3 separate regions of the Homo sapiens genome follow, and regions 2 and 3 are each linked to region 1. A link is a loop called in an ENCODE intact Hi-C map of the cell type or tissue named here. Cell type or tissue: mammary epithelial cell. All regions are shown on one strand. Each heading gives the region's core, and the rest is flanking DNA. Links, peaks and the distances in the headings are about the cores only.

Region 1 (8,026 bases), core at 1,007-6,006:
TAGCAGTTAGATTCATTTTTCATCTTGTTTTTGTCACTTTGGTAAGTGGATGCAAGCTGCTAGCTTCATCAAATTAAAAAAGAGACCAGGAGATTCTGAAGAAACATTTTGATTTAATTTTTGGATAGTGTAAAATTTTAGAAAAGGGAATTAAAAGCCCATATTGTTATCCAGCTAGATGATGATATGACATGAAAGAGTCTTTAGAATGAATTTTATACTAAATTTGGGATGGTGCTTTATGTTCAGGCCAGCTGTGCATGGAATGGAGTGAGCAGGGATGAGTTGGGAGCAATCATTGGCAGTTTTCTACTTCCTCTCAAATTCCTTCACAGTCTGGCTTCGTTTAAAACATTTGAGTTGGTGTGAATTACTGGAACATGAGAAGCACTCATTTTCAAAATACAAAAAACACATTCCAGAGGCGAATAGAAAGAATGATCAGATTTTGCTGCTTTAGATTGATAGGGAGAATAGAGAACTGAATGACCGAAGACAGATTGGAAATTCATTTGCTTGGATTCTCTTAATGGATTGTACTATGTCCTTGACAAAAACACTCAGCAGTGCCTATGCAAATGCTCACTATCCTTAAAAAGAAATCAAAGGGGCTAAAAAACATTTGGAGATCTTGTGTATGCATCAGATCCACATTATCTCATAAGAGGCAAAGTAGCAAAATCACATGTAGGTTCTGGGATCAGAAAGACTTGGGTTTAAAAATCCCTTCTCTGTCATTGTGTAGCTGTGCAAACTTACTTCAGTTCATTAATATATCTTATTCTCAATTTTGATTTTACTTGGCTTTTCTTTACAAGAAGCATTATCAGAAGTGAATCAATCTCAGGAAGGACCATGCCAGTGAATTTTAAAGTAAAATGTAAAGATGATTAAAGAACTCACTGCCTCTCTTTCATTGATTTATTTGTCTTTAGAGACAAGGTCTTGCTCTGTCACCTAGGCTGGAGTGCAGTGGTGTGAACACTGCTCACTGCAACCTTGACTTCCTGGGCTCAAGCAATTCTCCCACCTCAGCCTCTGAGTGTCTGGGACCACAGGCATGTGCTGACACGCCCAGCTAAGTTTTAAAAATATTTTTTGTAGAGATGAGGTCTCATCATGTTGTGCAGGATGGTCTTGGACTCCTGGGCTCAAAAGATCCTCCTGCCTCGGCCTCCCAAAGTGTTGAGATTACAGCCACCATGCCTGGCCTCTCTCATTTCAAAATACAGGAAGACCTAACCCTCAGTAGGCTGGGGTTACATTTCTACATCTTTATTTAGGAGCTTAAATATGTAGTAAACCATAGCTTTTTCTAGATCTTTCTTTGGCTGGAATTTGCCAGGGAATTTTCTTTTCTTTTCTTTTTTTAAAAATTTTTCTTTTTAAATTGTCTGATGTTTTTTGTTCTTTAATTTTTTTTTCAATTTTTAAAAATTTTTATGGGTACATAGTAGGTATATATGTTTATGGGGTACATAAGATGTTTTGATATAGGCATGCAATGTAAAATAACCACATTATGGGGAATGGGGTATCCATCTCTTCAAGCATTTGTCCTTTGAGTTACAAACAATCCAATTACAAGCTTTATGCCAGGGCATTTTCAATAATATTTAGCGAAAATGATTTTCCCAAGAACTCACCAAATACCAACAGAGCTAGCCATATGATTGTATTTCCTTGTCATGATTTTTTTTAGTTGAGTACTGGGATAGTTTATAGAGAGTTCATTATCCCAGAGGTTGAATATAGGGGAAGAAAAGGGGGTTGTGCAAAGAAACCCAAGTGAGCATTCATTACATGTAATTGAAAGCTAATCATCTCTTCATGGATAACTACTCTACAGAAAAGACCAGCCAAACCACTTAAAACCATCCACAAAGCTCGCTGGCCAGTTAGGACAATAATGCTGAAAAAATATTGCTATGCTCAATTTATTTGATTGCACCTTGTTTTATAGACTGCCTAATGATGAGTGCAGGTTCAAATTCAAATCAAGGAATTTTGCCTCAACAAATTCTTTTCTTCTGCTCTCCTGCACAAATCTAAAGATATTTATCATAAGAACTATATGTACCAAGATCTCACAGGAACATCACCACTGGGTCAGAAGCAAAATAAACTTCACCTGAGTCTGTCAAGAATTGTTTGATGAAATCATCTTTGGTCTGGGAGAGCGAGGTAATAACATATCAACTCAATTTTAAAGGTCCTGCTTACAGAGGACAGAGACAGCCCCCCCCACCCCCCAAAATGCTTTTATTTGCCCTGATACCTAAGATAAAGATTTTATTTTTCAGCAAAGTGATTAAAAATCCGGGTTTTTATTTAAAAATTCTGAGAGATTAGAGATCTAGCGAATTGTTTTTTGGTTTGGACAACAGTGACTCCTTTATACCACAAATATTTGGTAACACATTTTTATTTCTCATCCTTATTTCTCCACTGGAAAACCACTTTATGATAAATTCTGTAAATATTTATTGAAAAAATAAAATATACAGGTTTTATGCTTGGTGCTTCAAGTTTCAAGATGATTGTGTTTAAATCCCTTCTGCTGACGGCTCTTATATTTCTGAATTTGGCTCCCTTAAAATATTTTGTTTCATAGCCAAAGCCAAAAAACAAAACAAAACTATGTTTAAAAACACTACAGGGAAGAAGGAATCACTTCATTGCTTAGTTTTAAAACTACATGAATGACGTCGCTTTTGAGATGTGGAAATACCAGGGTAATTTTGTTTTACTAAAGGTGTATTTTCTTTTCCTTTTAAAGACATATAACAACTATTGTTTTTAACTGGTGAAAGAAAGAATTGGGTTTGGGGCTTTTCATGACCAGGTTAAGTAATTCAGAGCCTTGGTGCTAACAATGAAAGTGAGATTCCCTTTCACGGAAGGGCTGGCCCATTTGAAGTTGATGATTCCAGTCTGGCTGGTCCAACAGGTTTTTATTTCTTAAAGCTTTGAGCACCATGAGTCAGAGGGAGAGGAAGAGAGAGGGAGGACATGAGCTCACTACAGAGAGGTTGGTATTAGAGGAGAAGGGAAGGATTGTTTGTTGGACCCAAACCAGAGAAAGGAGTGGCTGTTATTGCAGCATAAAGCAATGAGCACTGTAGGGGAGCAGCTGAGCTGTTTGTGGAGTCAGCTTCAGGGCCTCAAGGCTGAACTTCCACAGGCAGCAAAAGCATGAGTTACCAGCCTGAAGTGTGAGCTGGTTTTAGAATCTTGTCCCAGTTTTTTTTTTTTTTGGTAGAGATGGGGTCTCACTATGTTGCCTAGGCTGGTTTCAAACTACTTGGGCTCAAGTGATCCTCCCACCTCAGCCTCCCAAAGTGCTGTGATTACTGGCGTAAGCCACTGCACCTGGCCCCCCTCTTTGGTTTTCTCTGCCTGGAAACTTGAGTTGAGAGGCGGGTGTCTCGCCTCTGCCCTTGACTCACCGACATCACACTTCCTTTCATCTGAGTGCTCTCTGAAGTGAGGTCACGTTGGTGAGCTCATCTATATTCAGGAGCCAGAAGAGCAAAGGAGAGCTTTTGCATGTGAAGATCTGCCTGGATGGAAGCTCTGATGTGATGGAAGCTCTTACTACCAATTGGCCAATGGTTCAGATTTTCTTAGAACTAAACTTTTTTTTTGGTCCAGATATGCTAATCAAATGAAAAATGAATTAGGCTGGGATTTCCTCTTCGTAGTCTAACCTTAATGAAAGGAATAATGAGAGAATCTATATTAAATAGGACCCTTTTCATACAAGTAACAGAAATGCAACCTCAAATGTCTCCTTTTAGTGCAGGCAAAAGGGAAGAGCAAAGGAGAGAACTGGGTCTGCAGGATCACTGGAAACAGAGACTTACATGCCTTCCAGTCTCTCTCTCTTTTAACTTTCACTTCTTTTCGACATGTTTTCCTACAGACCTCCTCCACAAGGTTACCTCCTTCTCAGACTCAGATCCTAAGCCTTGATATCAGAGAAGGATTGTCCCGTTTTTGTAAGTCCCAATTTGCAGATACTCAGGAAGGTCCAGCTCAGGTCACACGCAGCCTCTCTGCACAGTGGATGGGCTCTTGTGATTGGCAGTTCTCATGGGAACCATGTAGTGGCGTGAGGGAAGATGGAAATAGGAATGGGTGGGTCTGTGCCAGAAAAGGGAAGGGTGCTGGGCAGATGAAAGAATACATACCTATTACTACACAGAAAAAGGACTATATGTTTGTATTAATCACAGTTCTCTGGAGAAACAGAACAAAAGAATTTTTGATAGAATGTGGCTTATGTGATTATGGAGGCCTAGAAGTTCCATGATATACCATCTGCCAGGTGGAGAGCCAGGAAAGCCAGCGGTGTAATTTAGTCCAACTCCAAAGGCCTGAGAACCAGGAGAGCCAAATGTGTAAGTCTCAGACTGATTCCAAAGGCCTGAGAATGTGGTGGGGGCAGGGAGGGCAATAATGTAAGTCTCTGTCCAAGTCTGAAGGCCTGAGAACCTGAAGTACTGGTGTCTGAGGGCAGAAGAAGATGGAAGTTCCAGCTTAAGCCAAGAGGTGAATTCATCCTTCCTCAGCCTTTTTTCTTCTTAAAAGGGCCCTCAAAGGACTAGCTGGTGTTCATCTGCATTGGTGAAGGCATCCTTTCTCAGCCTACTGATTCAAATGCTCATCTCTTCTGGAAACACTTTCCCAGACACACCCTGAAATAATGTTTTACCTGCTCTCTGAGTATCCTTTAGCCTTGTTAAGCTGACACATAAAATTAACCATCACAAAGATACAAAAGAAGAAATTTTAGTCGAGGTTGAGTCTGAAATATCCATAAAGTACATTATTAAATGAAAAGTATGATTACATCTTTCTGGTTAAATTTTAGCCTTATTAGTGGGAGGGAATATATAGCATTGAATGTTCATTTCATGATGAGATAAAAAAAATGAAAGAAAAATAATTTGGCTGATTTCTTTTGAAAGAAAGTGCAGATCTCTGATGACTCCATGCAAGCTTTGGGTTAAATTTAAAGGTATCTTCCTAATGCCGGGGGAGAATCTCTGAGCTTCGTGACTCTGGGTTCTCTGAAGATGGCTCTACTCTTGAAGGTGTTAATCACATGAGACTTTTGTAAAAATTCAATCAATTTCATTTCTCTGTAAGATGCTTAAAACTATGCCTACAAGTGGGCAGTATAACATTTCATTTCATTGTCTTCTGCAAATGTTTACTATTTGCTATCTATATAATCACTGTATGTTTCAATGGATTTGTTTTGCCTAAAATTATTCCCTAATTAACTCCACTAAGAAAGCAAAAAGGTGTCAAGTTCAGGTTTTTAAGTGGAAGTTGAAGCCCTGGTCAAAAGACAGAGAAAGATTATTTGAAGCATTTAATTGGTTATTATCCAGGTTGGGGAGTGAGTGTGATCTTAACGGCAGTTGAGAAAGATTTTTGAGCTTGGACGAAAAGGTGGAAAAGGATTGATTGAGCCCAGGAATTTGAGGCAGCAGTGAGCTATGAAGGTGCTACTGCACTCCAGCCTAAGTGACAGAGCAAGACTGTGTTGTGCAAACAACAACAACAACAACATCAAAAACCAAAGACAAAAAAGAATGTAATTATACATTTGGTTAACACTAGAGTGTTTTATTTTTGATAGATATTCAATTTATTTTAGGTCTATTAAATATATTTAGACTGTAAGTTTTATATTGTCATTTGATGGAAATTGTGTATTTCACTGAAATTTTACAATTTAAAACATTGGCTTGAGACACAGCCAAAATTGCTGAATAGGAACAGCTCTGGTCTGCAGCTCCCAGAGAGACCAACGCAGAAGGCGGGCAACCCGCAGACCAGGAGATTCTTTTGTGTGCCTACATGACCAGAGCCCTGGGTTTCAAGCACAAAACTAGGCAGCTGTTTGGGCAGACCCTGAGCTAGCTGCAGGAGTTTTTTTTCATACCTCAGTGGCACCTGGAACCTCAGCAAGACAGAACTGTTCACTCTGCTGGAAAGAGGGCTGAAGCCAGGGAGCCAAGTGGTCTTGCTCAGCAGGTCTCACTCCCATGGAGCCCAGCAAGCTAAGAACCACTGGCTTGAAATTCTCACTGCCAGCACAGCAGTCTGAAGTTGACCTGGGACAATTGAGCTTGGTTGGGGGAGGGGCATCCACCATTACTGAGGCTTGAGTAGGTGGTTTTCCCCTTACGGTGTTAAGGAAGCTGCCAGAAAGTTCGGACTGGTTGTAACTTACCACAGTGTGGCAAAGCAGCTGTTGTCAGACTGCCTCTCTAGATTCCTCCTTACTGAGCAGGGCATCTCTGAAAGAAAGGCTGCAGTCCCAGTCAGGGGCTTATAGATAAAACTCCCATCTCCCTGGGACAGAGCACCTGGGGAAGGGGCGGCTGTGGGTGCAGCTTCAGCAGACTTAAACGTTCCTGCCTGCTGGCTCCAAAGAGAGCAGAGTATCTCTCAGCACAGCGCTCAAGCTCTGCTAAGGGACATACTGCCTCCTCAGGTGGGTCCCTGACCCCCATACCTCCTGACTGGAAGATACCTCCCAGCAGGGGTTGACAGACACCTCACCTCATACAGGAGAGCTCTGGCTGGCATCAGGTGGGTGCCCCTCTGGGATGAAGCTTCCACAGGAAGGAGCAAGCAGCAATCTTTGCTGTTCTGCAGCCTCTGCTGGTGATATCCAGGCAAATAGGGTCTGGAGTGGACCTCCAGGAAACTCAAGCAGACCTACAGAAGAGGGGCCTGATTGTTAGAAGGAAAACTAACAAACAGAAAGCAATAACATCAACATCAACAAAAAGGATGCCCACACAAAAAACCCATCCAAAGGCCAAAACTAAAAACTCTCAATAAACTAGCCATTGATGGAACATATCTCAAAATAATAAGAGCTATTTATGACAAACCCATACCAATATCATACTGGATGAGCAAAAGCTGGAAGCATTCCCTTTGAAAACCAGCACAAGACAAGGATGCCCTCTCTCACCACTCCTATTCAACATAGTATTGGAAGTTCTGGCCAGGGGAATCAGGCAAGGGAAAGAAATAAAGGGTATTGAGATAGGAAGTCAAATTGTCTCTGTTTGCAGATGATATGATTGTATATTTAGAAAACCCCATCATCTCAGCCCCAAAACTCCTTAAGCTGATAAGCAACTTCAGCAAAGTCTAAGGATAGAAAATTAATGTGCAAAAATCACAAGCATTCCTATACACCAATAATAGAGAGTCAAATCATGAGTGAACTCCCATTCACAATTGCTACAAAGAAAATAAAATACCTAGGAATACAACTTACAAGGGACATTAAGGACTTCTTCAAGGAGAACTACAAACCATTGCTGAAGGAAATAAGGGAGGTCACAAATGAATGGAAAAATATTCCATGCTCATGGATAGGAAGAATCAATATCATGAAAATGGCCATACTGACCCAAGTAATGTACAGATTCAATGTTATTCCCATCAAACTACAAATGACTTTCTTCACTGAACTAGAAAAAGTACTTTAAATTTCATATGGAACTGAAAAAGAGCCCTTATAGCCAAGACAATCCTAAGCAAAAAGAACAAAGCTAGAGGCATCATGCTACCTAACTTCAAACTATACTACAAGGCTACAGTAACCCAAACAGCATGGTTCTGGTACCAAAACAGATATATAGACCAATGGAACAGAACAGAAGCCTCAGAAATAACACCACACTGGAAAACTGAAACTGGACCCCTTCCTTACACCTTATACAAAAATTAACTCAAAATGGATTAAAGACTTAAACCTAAAACCTAAAACTATAAAAACCCTAGAAGAAAACCTAGGCAATACCATTCAGGACATAGGCATGGGCAAAGACTTCATAACTAAAATGTCAAAAGCAATTGTAACAAAAGCCAAAATTGACAAATGGAATCTAATTAAACTAAAGAGCTTCTGCACAGCAAAAGAAACTATCGTCAGAGTGAACAGGAAAACTACAGAATGGGAGAAAATTTTTGCAATCTATCCATC
Region 2 (8,026 bases), core at 1,213-6,212, 170 kb after region 1:
ATTATGGATAACTTGGAGTAAGTCAGGAATAAGCTTAGGAATCTCTTCTGTAGTATTTGTATCTGCACTTTTATTAACTTTTAGTTGAAAGTGAAAACAGCTGGCCACTTTGTTCTTTAATTCTTTACTCTTCTTCCTCCAAAGTTTCCTTCAACTTTTTATCAATGCCTGATATGGTTTGGCTGTGTCCCCACTCGAATCCCATCTCAAATTCCCATGAGTTGCAGGAGGGACCTGGTGGGAGGTAATTGAATCATGGGGGTGAGTCTTTCCCACGCTGTTCTTGTGATAGTGAATAAGTTCACGAGATCTGATGGTTTTAAAAATGAGAGTTTTCCTGCTCAAGCTCTCTCTCATTGCCTGCTGCCATCCATGTAAGACATGATTTGCACCTCCTTGTGGGTCACCATGATTGTGAGGCCTCCCCAGCCATGTGGAACTGTAAGTCAATTAAACCTCTTTCTTTTGTAAATTGCCCAGTCTCAGGTATGTCTTTATTAGCAGTGTGAGTGCGGATTAATACAGTAAATTGGTACCAGTAGAGTGGGACATTGATGAAAAGATACCCCAAAATGTGGAAGTGACTTTGAAACTGGGTAACATGCAGAGGTTGGAACAGTTTGGAGGGCTCAGAAGTAGATAGGAAAATGTGGAAAAATTTGGAACTCCCTAGAGACTTGTTGAGTGGCTTTGGCCAAAATGCTGATAATGATATGAACAAAGAAATCCAGGCTGAGGTGGTCTCAGAAGGAGATGAACTCATTGGGAACTGGAGCAAAAGTGACTCTTGTTATATTTTAGCAAAGAGACTGGTGGCACTTTGCCCCTGCCCTAGAGATTTGTGGAACTTTGAACTTGAAAGATGATTTAGGGTATTTGATGAAGAAATTTCTAAGCATCAAAGGATTCAAGAGGTGACTTGGGTGCTGCTAAAGGCATTCAGTTTTAAAAGGTAAACAGAGCATGAAAGTTTCGAAAATTTGCAGCCTGACAATGTGACAGAAAAGAAAATCCCATTTTCTAAGGAGAAATTCAAGCCAGCTTCAGAAATTTGTGTAAGTAACAAGGAGCTGAATGTTAATCCCCAAAACAATGAGGAAAATGTCTCCAGGCATGTCAGATGTCTTCATGGCAGCCCCTCCCATCACAGGCCCAATGGTGTAGGAAGAAAAAATAGTCTTCTGGGCTAGGCCCAGGGTTTCTGTGCTGTGTGCAGCCTAGGGACTCAGTGCCCTGTGTCCCAGCCACTCCAGCTGTGACTAAATAGGGCCAAGGTACAGCTCAGGCTGTGGCTTCAGAGGGTGCAAGCCCCAAGTCTTGGCAGCTTCCATGTGGTGTTGAGCCTGTGGGTGCACAGAAGTCAAATATTGAGGTTTGGAAACCTCTGCCTAGGTTTCAGAGGATGTACAGAAACACCTGGATGTCCAGGCAGAAGTTTGCTGCAGGGGCAGGGCACTCATGGGGAAACTCTGCTAGCGCAATGCAGAAGGGAAATGTGGGGTGGGCACCCCCACCCAGAGTCCCCACTGGGGCACTGCCTAGTAGAGCTGTGAGAAGAGGGCCACTTTCCTCCATACCCCAGAATGGTAGATCTGCTGATAGTTTGCATCATGTGCCTGGAAAAGCTGTAGACACTCAATGGCAGCCCATGAAAGCAGCCAGGAGGGAGGCTTTACCCTTTAAAACCATAGGTGCAGAGCTGCCCAAGACCATGGGAACCCACCTCTTGCATCAGCACGACCTGGATGTGAGACATGGAATCAAAGGAGATCATTTTGGAGAAGATTTGACTGCCCTGTTGGATTTCAGACTTGCATGGGGCCTGTAGCCCCTTTGTTTTGCCCAATTTTTCCCATTTGGAATGGCTGTATTTACCCAATGCCTGTACCCCCATTGTATCTAGGAAGTAACTAACTTGCTTTTGATTTTGCAAGCTCATAAGCAGAAGGAACTTGCCTTGACTTGGATGAGACTCTGGACTGTGGACTTTTTAGTTAATGCTGAAATGAATTAAGACTTAGGGAGACTGTTGGGAAGACACGATTAGTTTAGAGATGTGAGGACATGAGATTTTGGAGGGTCCAGGGGCAGAATGATATGGTTTGGCTATGTCCTCACCAAAATCTCATCTCAAATTCCCACATGTTTTGGGAAGGACCTGGTGGGAGGTAATTGAATCACTGAATCATCATTATCGTGAGAAAAGCAGGTCTTTCACATGCTTTTCTCCTGATAGTGAATAAGGCTCAAGAGATCTGATGGTTTTATAAGTGGGAGTTTCCCTGCACAACCTCTCTCTCTCTCTTTGCCTCCTGCCATTCATGTAAGACATGACTTACTCCTCTTTGCCTTCCACCATGATTGTGAGGCCTCCCTAGCCCTGTGGAACTGTAAGTCAATTAAACCTCTTTCTTTTGTAAATTGCCCAGTCTCAGGTATGTTTTTATCAGCAGCATGAAAACAGACTAATACAGTGCCTCTATTTCAAACCTGAGTGTGTGGGATTGAGATATATCTAGATAGTTGGTGATAATGCTGTAATTTGTTTAGTCATTCAGGTTCATCCTAATGAAGTATTGATAAGACAATAAGCGTTTATACTTTGGGCTGCGTTTGGGTCAGGGTTCAACAAAATAATGCTACTTATTCCATATTGGAGTTCATTTTTAGATTTCAATTCACTCTCAATTTTTGCTTAATTCCTGGTGGGGAGAATCATTTAAATCAATTTGATATGATTTAAGTCACAGCATGATTAAATCTTCATCAAAAAAGAGCTTTACCAACATAGTCATAACATATTATCATAATATTATCATAATAGTCATAAGATCATCAATGGCCATTTATTAGGCCTCCATTTAACATATAATATTGACTTAAATTACTACTATACTTTAGAGTTTGAGGGTGATGACAGAGTAAAATACTTGAATCAGCCTCTAAAACTGTGTACATATAGAGGTGTTTAATAAAGCCGTTCTGGGCAGTTTTTATTTCATAAGCCAGAAATAATTTAGCATTTTATTAAGATTTGTATTACTGAAAACTGTCAGGTACCCAAATGCTGAATGATTGATAGTGTTTCTCTACCCTCTAGTGGTCTGATGCAGAACTGAAAAGGCCAACACGAGAATCTTCAAGTACAATTGCCTGGGAATCCTGAGGTCTGGACAGCAACACCTGAATCTGAATCTCTTTTGGGTTGAATCATAAAAGAAAATAGTATGGAGAGATTTAAGGCCAGGCCTCTGGAGAAGGGTAATATAAGCATGGATTTTCATCTTTAAGCTGATTTCAAAACATGACAGATGGAGTGGAGGTGGTTTACAAAAACGTTTCCCCTTTACATGTCTTACTTATTCTGGAATACTGAAGGGTGAAGTACATTGAAACAAATAATCTCTCCCTGGATTTCTCATCAATGACATTATTGACATTGGGCGTGACAATGCTTTGTTGTGGAGGACCCCCTTGTGCATTATAGAATGTTTAGCAGCATCCCTGTCTTCTTACCCACTAGATAACAGGAACATCCTGCACCCCATCCCTAACTGTGATAATCAAAATGTCTCTAGCATGGAAAATATCTTCTTTGGAGGAAGAATTTCCCCCATTGAGAACCGTCTTGCTCTTAACGGTTCCTATTAGGTAGGTTGGAAATAATTTGCCAATAAAAATAATTATTTTATTGGCAGGGCGCGGTGGCTCATGCCTGTAATCCCAGCACTTTGGGAGGCCAAGGCAGGCAGATCACGAGGTCAGGAACTCGAGACCATCCTGGGGCTAGCACGGTGAAACCCCGTCTCTACTAAAAATACAAAAAAATTACCAGGGCTTGGTGGCATGCACCTATAATCCCAGCTACTCAGGAGGTTGAGGCAGGAGAATTGCTTGAACCCAGGAGGCAGAGGTTGCAGTGAGCCGAGATGGTGCCACTGCACTCCATCCTGAGAGACAGAGTGAGACTCCGTCTCAAAAATATATATATATTTTAATACTTAGCACTTGCTAATAATCCCTGTATTATTTAATTTAATCCTTATAAGAATCCTCAGGTGTAAGTCCTACACTAGTATTATCCCAGTCTTACAGATGAGGAAACGAGGACTCAGAGGAGTTGAGTAACTTTTGTGACATTGCATAGGCAAATGGTAGAGCCAGCATTAAAATCCAGGTAGTCTAGCTCTGAAATCTGCATTTCGAAACACTCTATCATAAGAGTGTCAACCTTTTTTTTTTTTTTTTTTTTTTTGAGACGGAGTCTCGCTCTGTCGCCCAGGCCGGACTGCGGACTGCAGTGGCACAATCTCTGCTCACTGCAAGCTCCGCTTCCCGGGTTCATGCCATTCTCCTGCCTCAGCCTCCCGAGTGTCAACCCTTTTAAATCTCTCAAATGGGATGAAAAAGAGCATTACTGATTTACAAGCAATAATAATCCATAGATTCCAATTTGCATAATTCTCTGGACTGACAATAAAACAGAAGGGAAAGACAGTGGAATGACCTTGTCAGAGGAAGATCCATTCATTTTCTTCATTTACTTATCGAATGCCTACTGTCTACACAGATACAGAAATGTATAAAACAAAGGTCCTGCCTTCTGAAGCTTACTTACATTGTTGCAATCAACAAGAAAATGAACAAAGTCATATATATGATATTTCATATAATAATATGCTATGGAGAAGATAGAACATGTTAAAGGGAATAGACAGGGCATGAGATGGAGCAAGAGTTCTGCTATTTTTATATAGGTCAGGGATGAAGGAATGAGAAAGTGACCAAGTGAAGATGTGATGGGGAAGTATTCCCAGTGGTGAGAATAACAAATGCAAAGGCCCTGAGGTAGGAGTATATTTGAAGTAGGAGCAAATTTGCTAGCGTGGCATGGGGAAGGCAAGTAGTCAATAGGATTGGAGTAGAGTTGAGTGAAGGGGAATAGAAGAAGATGAGGTTGAGAGGCAGTGGCAAACAGGCAGGAAGGGAACTGCAGATCTTGCAAGGCCTAGTAAGCCCTTGTAAGAACTTCAACTTTTACTCAGCATGAGATGAAAATGTATTGGAAAGAGAAATGCCATGCTCTGACTTAATTTTTCAAAAGATTATGCCAACCTTCTTTCCATGTTTGGAAAGTAGTTTTTCATACTGATTAAAATAATAAGTTCTGCAATCAGACTGAACTAATTCTAAATATCTCTAAAAAGTTCACTTTCTGTGGGTTTTGGGACAAGTAACTTGCCTTTGTCTTGATTTTCTTGTCTGAAAAGAAAAAGATGTGGCAGTACTCTAGTTTATTGAATCTAAGTGCCATCAGACAGGAGATGCACCATTATTTTACGTATCAATAAGAAAACAAAACATAACACTGCTAATGATGTACAAATCAGTCAAATCAGGCTCATGTACAAGTTAGTCAAATCAGTCTCTCTGAGTTTGGAAATGTCATTAATCTATTGCTGGGGACTTGGCAATTTTTCCTGCCTTCACTTGCATTGCTTGGCATGAAATAGACAATTATTTTGCATATATCCCTGCCTTTGCTTGAATTGCTTGTCATGTAATAGACAATTATTTTACATATGTCTAGAAACAAAATGAAGCACAACTTCATTTATTTATTGATGCTTTCATTTCTTAGTGCCCCATAAAGCATTTGGCTGTTGCTTTGGAAAAAAAGATGAAATTTCTTTCTTATAATGAGTATTTACTTTACTAATACCAAATTTAAAGTCACATCTTATGCTTGTCAAAAAACCTTTGGTTTAGTGTGAAATATTTTTAAACAGCAGCAATTAAACTCGGCATATACAGTGCCAATGATGTGCATAAGTCAACTGAAGTGACAGGAATATGAGTTTGCGCATTCATAGACAACAAGAGAATTACATCATGTCTGCCCTTTGGCCCATAGTGATTGTAAGGTGACATCAATCTTATATAAAAATATATATAGATAAAGACATGATGTATAGAAAATGATATGTATGTCTAAAATCTGTGTGTATGTGTGTTTTTGTTTCAGAATTGATAAAATATGTGGTAGTACCTGCGCTACAGAACAGAATTCACTTGGAAGTTCTTGGCATATAGTAAGCACTCAGTAACTGTCAGTTATCGCTCTCATCTCTATGAAGACTGTATTTGACATGACATCATCTCCATAAGATTCCTGAACTCAACTTTATTTCCTCTTTTTTCCTTTAACCCCAATTTTCTAATACCAATTAGTAAGGTGGCTTCCTCTCCTTCTGGACTTGCTACTCCCAGAAGGAAATTAAATTACAAGTCTCTAATTCCCTAGGCATTCCCTTGTAGCCAAAGTCATTAATCAGTGGCTCATATTTAAAAAAATTGCTCTAGGCCTCTGGAGACTCTTTCTATGGCATAATAGATTTTCATTTGTTTCTCATCCCCTGAGTAGCTTTTAATTCAGGATGGATATTTGCCCTGCAATTTCTTTTATTCCCTGGATAATTTGAAAAGCCAGGGGAACAGTGTCACTTTGTCTTATCCCTTCCCTCTTTATTAGTCAGTCTGTTCTAACAAAATGTTGGTTGGTCCACGCTTTTCATGGAATGTCATGGTTAACTGATAAGCTGCCCCCAAACTCGGTATCCTGGTTTAATGTTATAATCATAATGCCCTCTGAGATCACTTAGAGAAAAGCTGAGGGTAGCAACTCTGTGGATTCTTATTTACCTTATGCGTTTGACATCTGCAATGATGTGCTTCTTTACCACCTCCCTCATCAAATTAAACTAAGAATGAAAACAGATGGGCTGGGAAGCCAGTGGATCAAAAGAAGGACCTGGGGGAAGCTCAGCTTGGGGACCGGCTTGCTCTTTGCCCTCACTATTTGTCAACTGGGAATCTCCTGGGTGCTCAGCTGTGCTGGAATCTCAGGTAAGGCAAAGACTTTGTCAGTTTCTATCAGGCCCAAGTGCTTAACAAGATCTTAAGTCTACATATGGAGTTGCTGCTAGGTCTCCTAAAGCAGGTGATGTGTTCAGAATTACAGGCTGTATAAATGTCACAGAGTCAGTCGGGAGAGTACCCATTTGTGAGGAGAGGTGAGCAGTTGAAAACTCCTTTATATTTTAGTTAGTTGACCCCACTTACTTCATCTGGGTAGAGTGTAATGAAGCTGATTACTGGGTCCCTTTAAAATTATTGATTAAAATTTAAGGTAATCTATCTAAACTATACATTCCTGATTATTGATAGAACTCTAAGCAGTTTAATTCACTTGTTACTCACGCCTAGATTGGAATTTGTAAAGTGGCTAGTGTCCAGATACTTGTCCTAGAGGTCACTTAGGCTCTAATTGATTTTCCTGAAAGCTTTGAAACTATCTGCCATTTTAACTCTCAAACTTTTTTTGACAGTCATCTCCCGGTTGGCTCTCTCATTTGAGTGTGTTTTCATTGCATGTTATTATTTCTTTGTTTTATTATCCAAGTTCATATGAAAATGAACCCAAAGTATTATATTTTAGCTGCCCATTCCCATTATGGGATGTCTAGAGTCCTGCTTTTCCTTATTATTATTTTTTTAAATTTAAAAACCCTAACACTTGCAGGCTTTAATAGTCTTTCTTCTTTGATGCATTTCAGATAAAGAAAATGGTTGTAAATTGAGAGAAATCTTTCTGATTCGTGCCTATGCATTGATCTTATCCATAAGGATCTGTCTTCAGAGGAGAAATGTATAGTCTAGACAGGAAGAGGAATAGTGGGTATAGGGAAACAACAGGCAGAGTGGAGCTCCCCCTGGCTCTGTGGATTTAACCTCTGGGAACAAACACCCACAACGGGTCCCTGCGTTTGAAAAGGATTAGTAAAGCTGAGGGGGCTAAATAAATATTCATGATCACATACAAGCAAATGATTAGAAGTCAGACAACCTGCCCCTGGTAAGAGTCTGTTATAAGCAAAATATTCTCCCTAGAAGGAAAGGAGATTGATATTAACAATTTTCATTGGTCTTGGAGAGACTGATCTTATTGTCTGTCAAATGAAGTTAG
Region 3 (8,026 bases), core at 1,213-6,212, 160 kb after region 1:
ATTGGCTCAGACCCATGAAGGACATAAACATGAGCCAGAAACAAAGCTTTATTTTTAAACTTTGAAGATGTGGGGGACTTTTGTTTCTTCCACGTAAACTGAGCTGACTGATACACTGGGGCTCAGATGGTAACTTGTTAACTTGGGTAGCTTAGGTAACTTGCCTAAGATCATAGGGCTAATATACTGTGGAGCCAGGATTTGAATCCAGGAAGTCTAATTCCAGAGTCTGTGCTTATAACCACTCTTGTGTAGGAGGGAGAATTTCCTGGCCCTTGTGTGTAGGACAGACTAGAACAGAGAGCAAGCCTGGAGACAAGGAGACCATTTAGGAACACTCAAAATATGAGGTTTTAAGAATCTGGAAGAGAATGGCTATTTAGGGCCTATGATTTGTGTAGAGTAGGTGCCTCATAAACAACACTTGAAAAGGTGAATGAATAAGTTTTTCTGACTACAGGTGCCAGTAAGTGCTGCTGTCACTACCACATTCTGGGTAGTCATTTTCTTTACTGTAATTGTTTGCTTTGCCCACACATCATTTCTGGCTGGGTCACTGAGTCACAGACAGCTTTCTTGAGGATGGCTCTCTGCAGGAATGGCTCAGACTGCACCATCCAAAAAGATGAAGGGCACCCTGCCCTTCTACTAGACCTTCACTCGGCATTGCCATGGCTCTTTCTTGCCTTTACCTCATCTTCTTAGTGGGTTTGTCACTGTCAAGTGAAATGTAATTTACTCTTTCTTCATGCTACTTTTAATGTCCCAGCAGAAAATCCTCTTGGTGTTATCTTTTCCCTTCCCCTTTTCATGGCTCTTTCTTTTGCATTTGACACTAAAGATGACACAGGGGTTACTAAAACCTAAAGTTCGCTTGATTTAGCCATTCTTCAGTGTATACAATATATCAAAACATGACGTTGTATGCCATAAATATACACAATTTTAATTTACCGGTTAAGAAAACAATAAAGTTTCCCCTCAGTTTTATAAATGCAATTCTTTTCTGATTTGGTGTAATTTAGAACCAGGAAACACAAGCCCACATTCGATATCTATACTTTCTGCTGCCTAAATCCTCATGTTAGAAAAGGCGTCAGCGAAACTAATACCCATGATTGCTTTAAGTGGATTTATATGTTACTGGCAGTTGGAAATGCAGGAGAAATGGAGAAGAATAAGGGAAAGAAAAATGGTAGGGTGAGAGGAACGGTGAGGAAGAAAGAGAAGAACGATGAGAAATAAAATATATCAACCTTGCTTTGTACCAAAAGCATGCATTCTTATCTGTAAAATGTTCACCTAATACTATTTTTAGTTATACGATAGAAGCTGATAACCCTTTTTGTGGATGAAACTGATATGATATGCTTCAATATCATTATTATAGGAATGAATAATTTTGTAAAATATCTGATACAGGCTTGTTTAACCAAGCTAAGTTCAAAAAGAAAGGATGATTTAATGTAAAAGTCTATTTCTGGTAGGTATTATGCCTCTCACAATGTGGCCATCTTATAAATTACAACAATTCTCTCCAGGAGAATTATTGGAGAGAATATTTGGTAAGACTGAGTGAAATCTATGAAACCATAATGGTTATAGCTTCATAATAAACAGGAGTTGAGTTTCAGACATTCATGGGGTAGCTACTAGATTTCAACGTATGCACTAAGCCTTGAAAATACAAAGATAAAAGAGACATAGTTCTGCAGTGAGCTGGGGACTCATATCATAAATTGTGTAGAACAGAGCTAGTGGTGGAAATACCAGAAGCCTTCCTGGATAATGTGAAGAATGTAATGAGTAGAATTTTGACCTGAGCAGAAAATATTGCAGTTAAAAGAAAGGAAAGGCCTTTGAAAAACCATGAGTTGTTCAAAATTGATAGAGTTTAAATACGATGCAATGTAAGGATGATGAATGGACTTTGGGAACTTGAGGAGAAGCTTGGGAGGGAAGTGAGGGGTAAAAGCCTACATGTTGGGTACAGTGTACACTGCTTGGCTGGGTACACTAAAATCTCAGAAACCACCACTTAAAAACTAATCCATGTAACCAAAACCACCCATACCCCCAAAACTATTGAAATAAAAGAAATTTTTAAAAATGATCAATAAGTGATGAATAACAAGGATAAAGAAGTAAATAGGAATCTCTTGGTACCTTTACATCCAATGAGGACATTTAAGGATGACATTATTCTACGGAAAGGCACACATTCAAGACTATTTCAGATAAAACTCTGAAAAATTGATGATAAATTATTATCATGTCTGAGGGGGATGTTTGATGCCAGTCTAGCATATGGGACCTCTTAGTTTCTTACTTGTAAGGGTATGAGTCTTTTTCATTTAACTGATTATTCAGTAGCCACTATGTGTATAATATTTGCACATTACACAATCCAAGAGAGATATCAGAGTAGTATTTAAGTATTACATGCAGGGTACAGAAATAATATTCTGTGAATTCAAAGAAAGGAGAAAACTTTTATAGATTAAGAAAACTTCCTTCCTTCCTTTCTTCCTTCCTTCCTTCCTTGCTTCCTTCCTTCCCCCCTTCCTTCATGTTGTTCTTCCTCCCTTTTTTATATTCTGTCTCCCTTCTTCCCTCCCTTCTTTTCCTTTCATGGTTATATACTGGTCTCTGATTGCAAGGTATAAACCAAGAACTGGGAATATGGTGTTGAGCAGAAAGGCAGATATTAGATAATAACTTCTCAAAACCTAATGATAATAGTAATAAATGGTCTTCAGAAATTACTCTCCATAAAAGGCAGGGCATAAACAAAACTGAGTGAGGTAAGGCAAGATGTTCCTGGAGAATTTTTTAAACTGACACCTGAAGCACGATGAGAAGAAAGAGTGGTTTCCAGATGGCAAGGAGCAGAGGAGGACATGTGGCTAAATGATGTGAGGAAAGACAAAGACAGGAGGACTTTCAGAGGACAACACAGACGATTCATCGAGTCCCATAACCAGAGTGTTGGTTGCTACAATTTCCTTCTTAATCCATATGAAGCTTTTTCTGGCACCATGAAAATCCATCCTTTCTTCTTATCCTAATTTTCCTTTTGTTATTTCAGTAGGCTGTATGAAGCTTTTTATTTGTCTTTTCTCACTTTTCTTTACAAGGTAATTAATTTCAGTCCCTCTTATTTAGAACTTATTTTGACACAATTTAGGCTTACATGGTTAGATCACAGCATACTTGGAAAGGAACACAACTGCATTTCTTTTCACTGATTCTATTGTTTATCCTTTAATGTGGATATAGATCACACTAAATTAGTGAGGCTATACTTCAGTTCCTGAAACGACTTTGGCCTTTTTAACATGGAAATTTCCATGGCAACCAATCATCAGTGCAATTGTGACTGTGACTACAAGACTGTGCTTCCTACTGGATGCATTGAGTGAGTTGAGGCCCAAGGATTTTTGTATGACTTTGTTGCCACTGACAGCTATCCAGGCATAAAATATCTTGATGTTGATGTTTCTCTCCTTCTATATTTAACAGACAGGCCCATTAAACTTTATTCAATGCCCAGTAGCCAGTGAGCAGGAAGAGGAATATGATAGGTCTGGGGTGAATCATAAAGGCTGTTCTAAGTTGCTCAACTCTTCCCTACTTTTTGCTCAAACCCAAGCAGAAACTTTGTTGAGGAAAGTTACAAAGCCAAGATGACTGATTCAGAATTCAGAAACCTCAAGCGGGCACTCAGCACTCCTCAGGAATCCTATAAAGTTTCTTCATTTCTATGAGATGACTGTACCATATCAACTCCTTTTTCCTCAGATCTCCCACACATCCTCCTCCTACAGATGACCCAGACTCATACTTCATTGAGAAAATAGAAGTCATTGGAAATGAACTCACTCATCTTCCCACCACAAAACCTGCCATTTTAGTATATCTGCATCCAAACTCTCCTTCTTCCACAATGTGGGAAGTGTTCCTCCTCCTCCCAGAAAGGATATTTCTTCTTCACTTCTGCTCTGGGTCCCATTACTGCTTAGCTTATCAAAGGCTTTGTTCCTAAAATTATTTCTGCTTTCCCTTAAGGGTAATATCTCACTGTTATTGTACAATCATGCTGTAATGTAGTATTTCCTATCTTTTAAGTCTTTTCTTTAACATAACCATACACAGTTTCCTGCCATATTTTTTTGTTTTCCTTTATCACAAAATTCCTGGCTCTTCAAACAAACTGCCTCTCCTCCCCATCCTCTTTCCACTTTTCAACCCAGTCCAATGTGCTCCTGCATCTTCACTAACTGGAATTCTCTTTGTTAAAATCTACAATAGCCTGCAGGTTGCCAAACCCAATGGACTTCTTCCCCGCTCATCTTACCTGACTTCTCAGCAATATTTGTCAAAGTTGGGACCCTATCTGCTTGAAACATGCTTACCTCTTGGCTTCCAGGGTTATTTTCTTAATTTCCTTCTACTTATCAATGTTTTTTGTGGGGTTATTTTCTTAAATGCTGCCATTTCTCAGAGCTTGTCTTAGGTCTTTTTAAAATTGGGGGGTGGGAGCTAGGGGAGGAATAGCATTAGGAGAAATATCCAATGTAGATGACAGATTGATGGGTGCAGCAAACCACCATGGCACTTCTATACCTATGTAACAAACCTGCACGTTCTACGCATGTACCCCAGAACTTAAAGTATAATAATAGTAATAAAATCTTTTGCCTACATTTTCTCCTTTAGACATATCTCCTTTAGATACTTATATCATCCACTTTTACAGTTTTAAAATCTATGCTTCGAGTTCTGATATCTCCTCTGAGCTCCAAACTTGTATATGTAACTTATTTCTTGCATCTCGTAAAAATTATAAACATCACATACTTAAATGCTCAAAACAGAGCACTGAACTCACTGTCCTCATCTGACTTGAGAAACTTTTCATCCAGTTGATCAAGACAAAACCTAAGATCCATTCTTTTTTATGGAATTTTATAGAGATGAAATTCACATTACATAAAATTGATCATTTTATTTTGTATGTATTTCTGTATCTCTTCTCCCAGGCTGAAAGGCAGTGGCTTGATCATAGCTTATTGTAACTTCCAACTCCTCAGTTCAAAGAATCCTCTTGACTCAGCCTCCCAAGTAGCTAGGACTACAACCATGTACCACCATGCCCAGCTAATTTTTCAATATTTTAGTAGAGACAAGACTTCACTATGTTGCCCAGGCTGGTCTTGAACTCCTGGCCTCAAGTGATTTGTCCACCTTGACCTCCCATAGCATTGGAATTATATGCATGAGCCCCTGCATCCAGCCCCAAATTAATCATTTTAAAGTGAACAATCCAATGGCATTAATCCAATCACAGTATTTTTCCTCTATCTAGTTCCAAAACATTTTCATAACTCCAAAAGGAAACTCTATACTTATTAAGCAGTTAGTTCTCATCCTCCCCTCCTTCCAGACCCTGGCAACCATCAGTATATTTTCTTTCTCTATGGATTTACTTTTTCTGGATATTTTACATAAATGAAATCATGCAAATTGTGATATTTTGTCCCTGGCTTCTTTCACTTAGCATGTTTGCAGGTTCGTCCATGTTGTAACATGCATTAGTATTTCATTCTTTTTTATAGCCAAATAATATTTCATTTTATATATACTGTCAAAATTTCTTTATTCATTCATCCATTGATGGACATTTGGGCTGTTTCCACCTTTGGGATATTGTGAATGGTCTAAGATTCCTGATCTCCCTTCTCCTCATCTCATATCCTATGCATCAAAAGGTCCAGTTTATTCATGGCCAGAATATATATATTGATCCATCTCCTTCCTGCCATCTCCACTGTCACCCTTCTATTTTAGACGTTTAGCATTTCTATTTTATCTTACTAAATAATGTGTTTTCCTGATTCCTCTTTTTTTCTTGTGTGCTAATTCTTTGTCCACACAGCAGCAAGTGCAGTAACTTAAAAAAATAAAATCATTAGATATATTATTTAAAATTATTATGTATATATTTACATGAACATAAATATATATGGCTTATACATATTTACATATATATAGATAACCTTTATTGAGTATTTACTATGTCTTAGCCTCTGTTCTATGGGCTTCCCATGAAATAATTCACTTAAGTCTCAAAACAATGGAATAGGTCCTATTATTGTTCTTTGCAGATGAGGAAACAAAGGGTCACCCAGCTAATATGTAGCTGTTAAGCGAAGACGAAGACGTGAGCCTCAGGAATCTGTCTCAAGAAGCTGTCCTCTGATTGATATGCAAGATTGTCTAAATCACATCTTGCCTCTCCTTCTAAAAGCTGGTCAATGGCTCCTTATTCTACTAACAGTATGAGTCATGACCCAAAGGCACTGCATGAGTTGGCCTTGACTATTTTTCCACCCCATCTTGCCACTCTCCTTATTACTCATTCTTCTTTATTGATTTCTTCCCTCAGGCCCTTTCTTACACTAAGCTCCCCCAGGTCTATTCATACCCTCTTCCCTCAGCCTGAAACATCTATCTTCTCTCCAGCCTTTATATCTCAATCTAAATGGCAGCTCTTCTTGGTGTCTCTTTCTGCAATGGGTACATTTCCTTTGTGATTTTCTCTCTCTTGTTTAAAAAATCTCAAAGCTCTTATTTCAATCTGTAATGTGTTATTGTTATTATTATTGTTTGCCTTTTGCTCATTAAACCACCAGAATATGAGCCTCCTATTCAAAATATGTTTATATGTTTTTCCTAGTTATAATTATAGCTACTGAAATTTTCATGGTTCTTGACACAATTTGTACTACTGGAACTGGGATGGCTCCAATTCTCTGTGTTATATAGGGAGAAAAGAAAATTGAACTACTTAAATTTTTAGTTTAGTCTTTGTATAGCTTGATATTCCTTCTTTCTTCCTTCTCACTCCTTCCCTCGAGAAACGAAAAAGAACTCTCCGCAGTTCCACATGTTGCTAAATAATCATGAACTTTATTACCCTGGGTGACTAGGTATTGGTTAAATCCTTCGCTTGATCTCAGGGAAGATTAGTTAGAACTTGTCCAAATAAAAACAGTCTAGCAACATCTGGTCTTTTGTGGTGTGGTTTGAAGTGCTTACTGGTTGGTGGCTCCTTGTTTTTCCTCCACGTCTCTATTTGTTTTTTAAAAAAGTAATCATGCTTGGAGTTATTAGAGCAGACACCTGATAGAGCGGTCAGCCAATGCAGCTTTACCTCGTAATCAGCCCATCATAGAGAGGATACTAATACCATGCCACAGTGCGGCAATTCGAAGATTGCAGGAAGCACGGCAATACCCATCCTGTGATGATAACCCACATTCTGCTAACTCTATAGAAAATGAGTCCACAAATTGCCTACTTCAAATTCTCCCATGTGAGTCTGTCCCCAAAGATACACTCCTTTCTTAATTCTGAAGGAATGCCACTAGGGAGGTGAAGAGGCAGAGCTCTATATAGTGTCCTATGTGTAGCTTTCTGCTACAGATTTATCTTTCAGTTACATAGTGTCTGTCTCTTGGAATAATTAGGAAGATTAGAGGACTAAAAATCATGACAGCTGTCATTCATTTACTGCTAGGGAATATACATGTAATTATCACCATTTTTCAAAGTAGGAATTACCTTCTTTTCTTGTGTCGAATAAGGACATTGAAGCTTCCAGAAATTAGCCAAATTGTCCAGTGCCATTTAACTAGTAAGTGGAAAGCTACAATTCTAATTCATGTCCGAATCACTATAAAGCTATCATGATACCTGGATGCCAGACTGCTTTCAAGATTAAGGACCATAAATTATAAGTAATTTAAATACTCAATAAACGTATGCGTCTGTAAAAGCGAAACCTTAAGTCTGGATAACTTGTATATCATTAGCTAGTCCATTGCATCTTCAAAATGTGTTTGAGTTATTGGTTAATTATTTTAATCATGATATTAATAGTATGTATTTATTGAGGGCTTTCCCTGTCCCAGGTGCTGCACTACCTATATTATCTTTTTATCTACATAAAAACTTTGTGAGA

The links. Peaks named below come from ENCODE experiments on the same cell type or tissue, not always from the same donor. Only the 100,000 strongest peaks of a DNase experiment are listed, where the experiment ranks them.
Region 2: it touches region 1 in a loop (4-fold over the local background); 10 of 110 quality-filtered maps call a loop at or near these places.
Region 3: it touches region 1 in a loop (4-fold over the local background); 9 of 110 quality-filtered maps call a loop at or near these places.

What each region holds. Positions count from the first base shown.
Region 1 is chr12:89,220,977-89,229,002 of GRCh38, reverse strand. It overlaps LOC105378255 (a long non-coding RNA gene), which reads right to left and starts at 6,624. Exons shown (of 2, transcript XR_945169.1): 1 at 6,583-6,624. In mammary epithelial cell, for the core only: no CTCF peak of the experiment used is centred there; DNase peaks (open chromatin) are centred at 3,012 and 3,462; H3K27ac peaks cover 1,865 bases.
Region 2 is chr12:89,046,342-89,054,367 of GRCh38, reverse strand. No RefSeq gene overlaps it. Among named protein-coding and RNA genes, the nearest start is that of LINC02458, 31 kb to the right of the region's middle. In mammary epithelial cell, for the core only: a CTCF peak has its summit at 3,107 (motif pointing left); a DNase peak (open chromatin) is centred at 3,107.
Region 3 is chr12:89,063,341-89,071,366 of GRCh38, reverse strand. No RefSeq gene overlaps it. Among named protein-coding and RNA genes, the nearest start is that of LINC02458, 48 kb to the right of the region's middle. In mammary epithelial cell, for the core only: no CTCF peak of the experiment used is centred there; a DNase peak (open chromatin) is centred at 3,696; H3K27ac peaks cover 2,351 bases.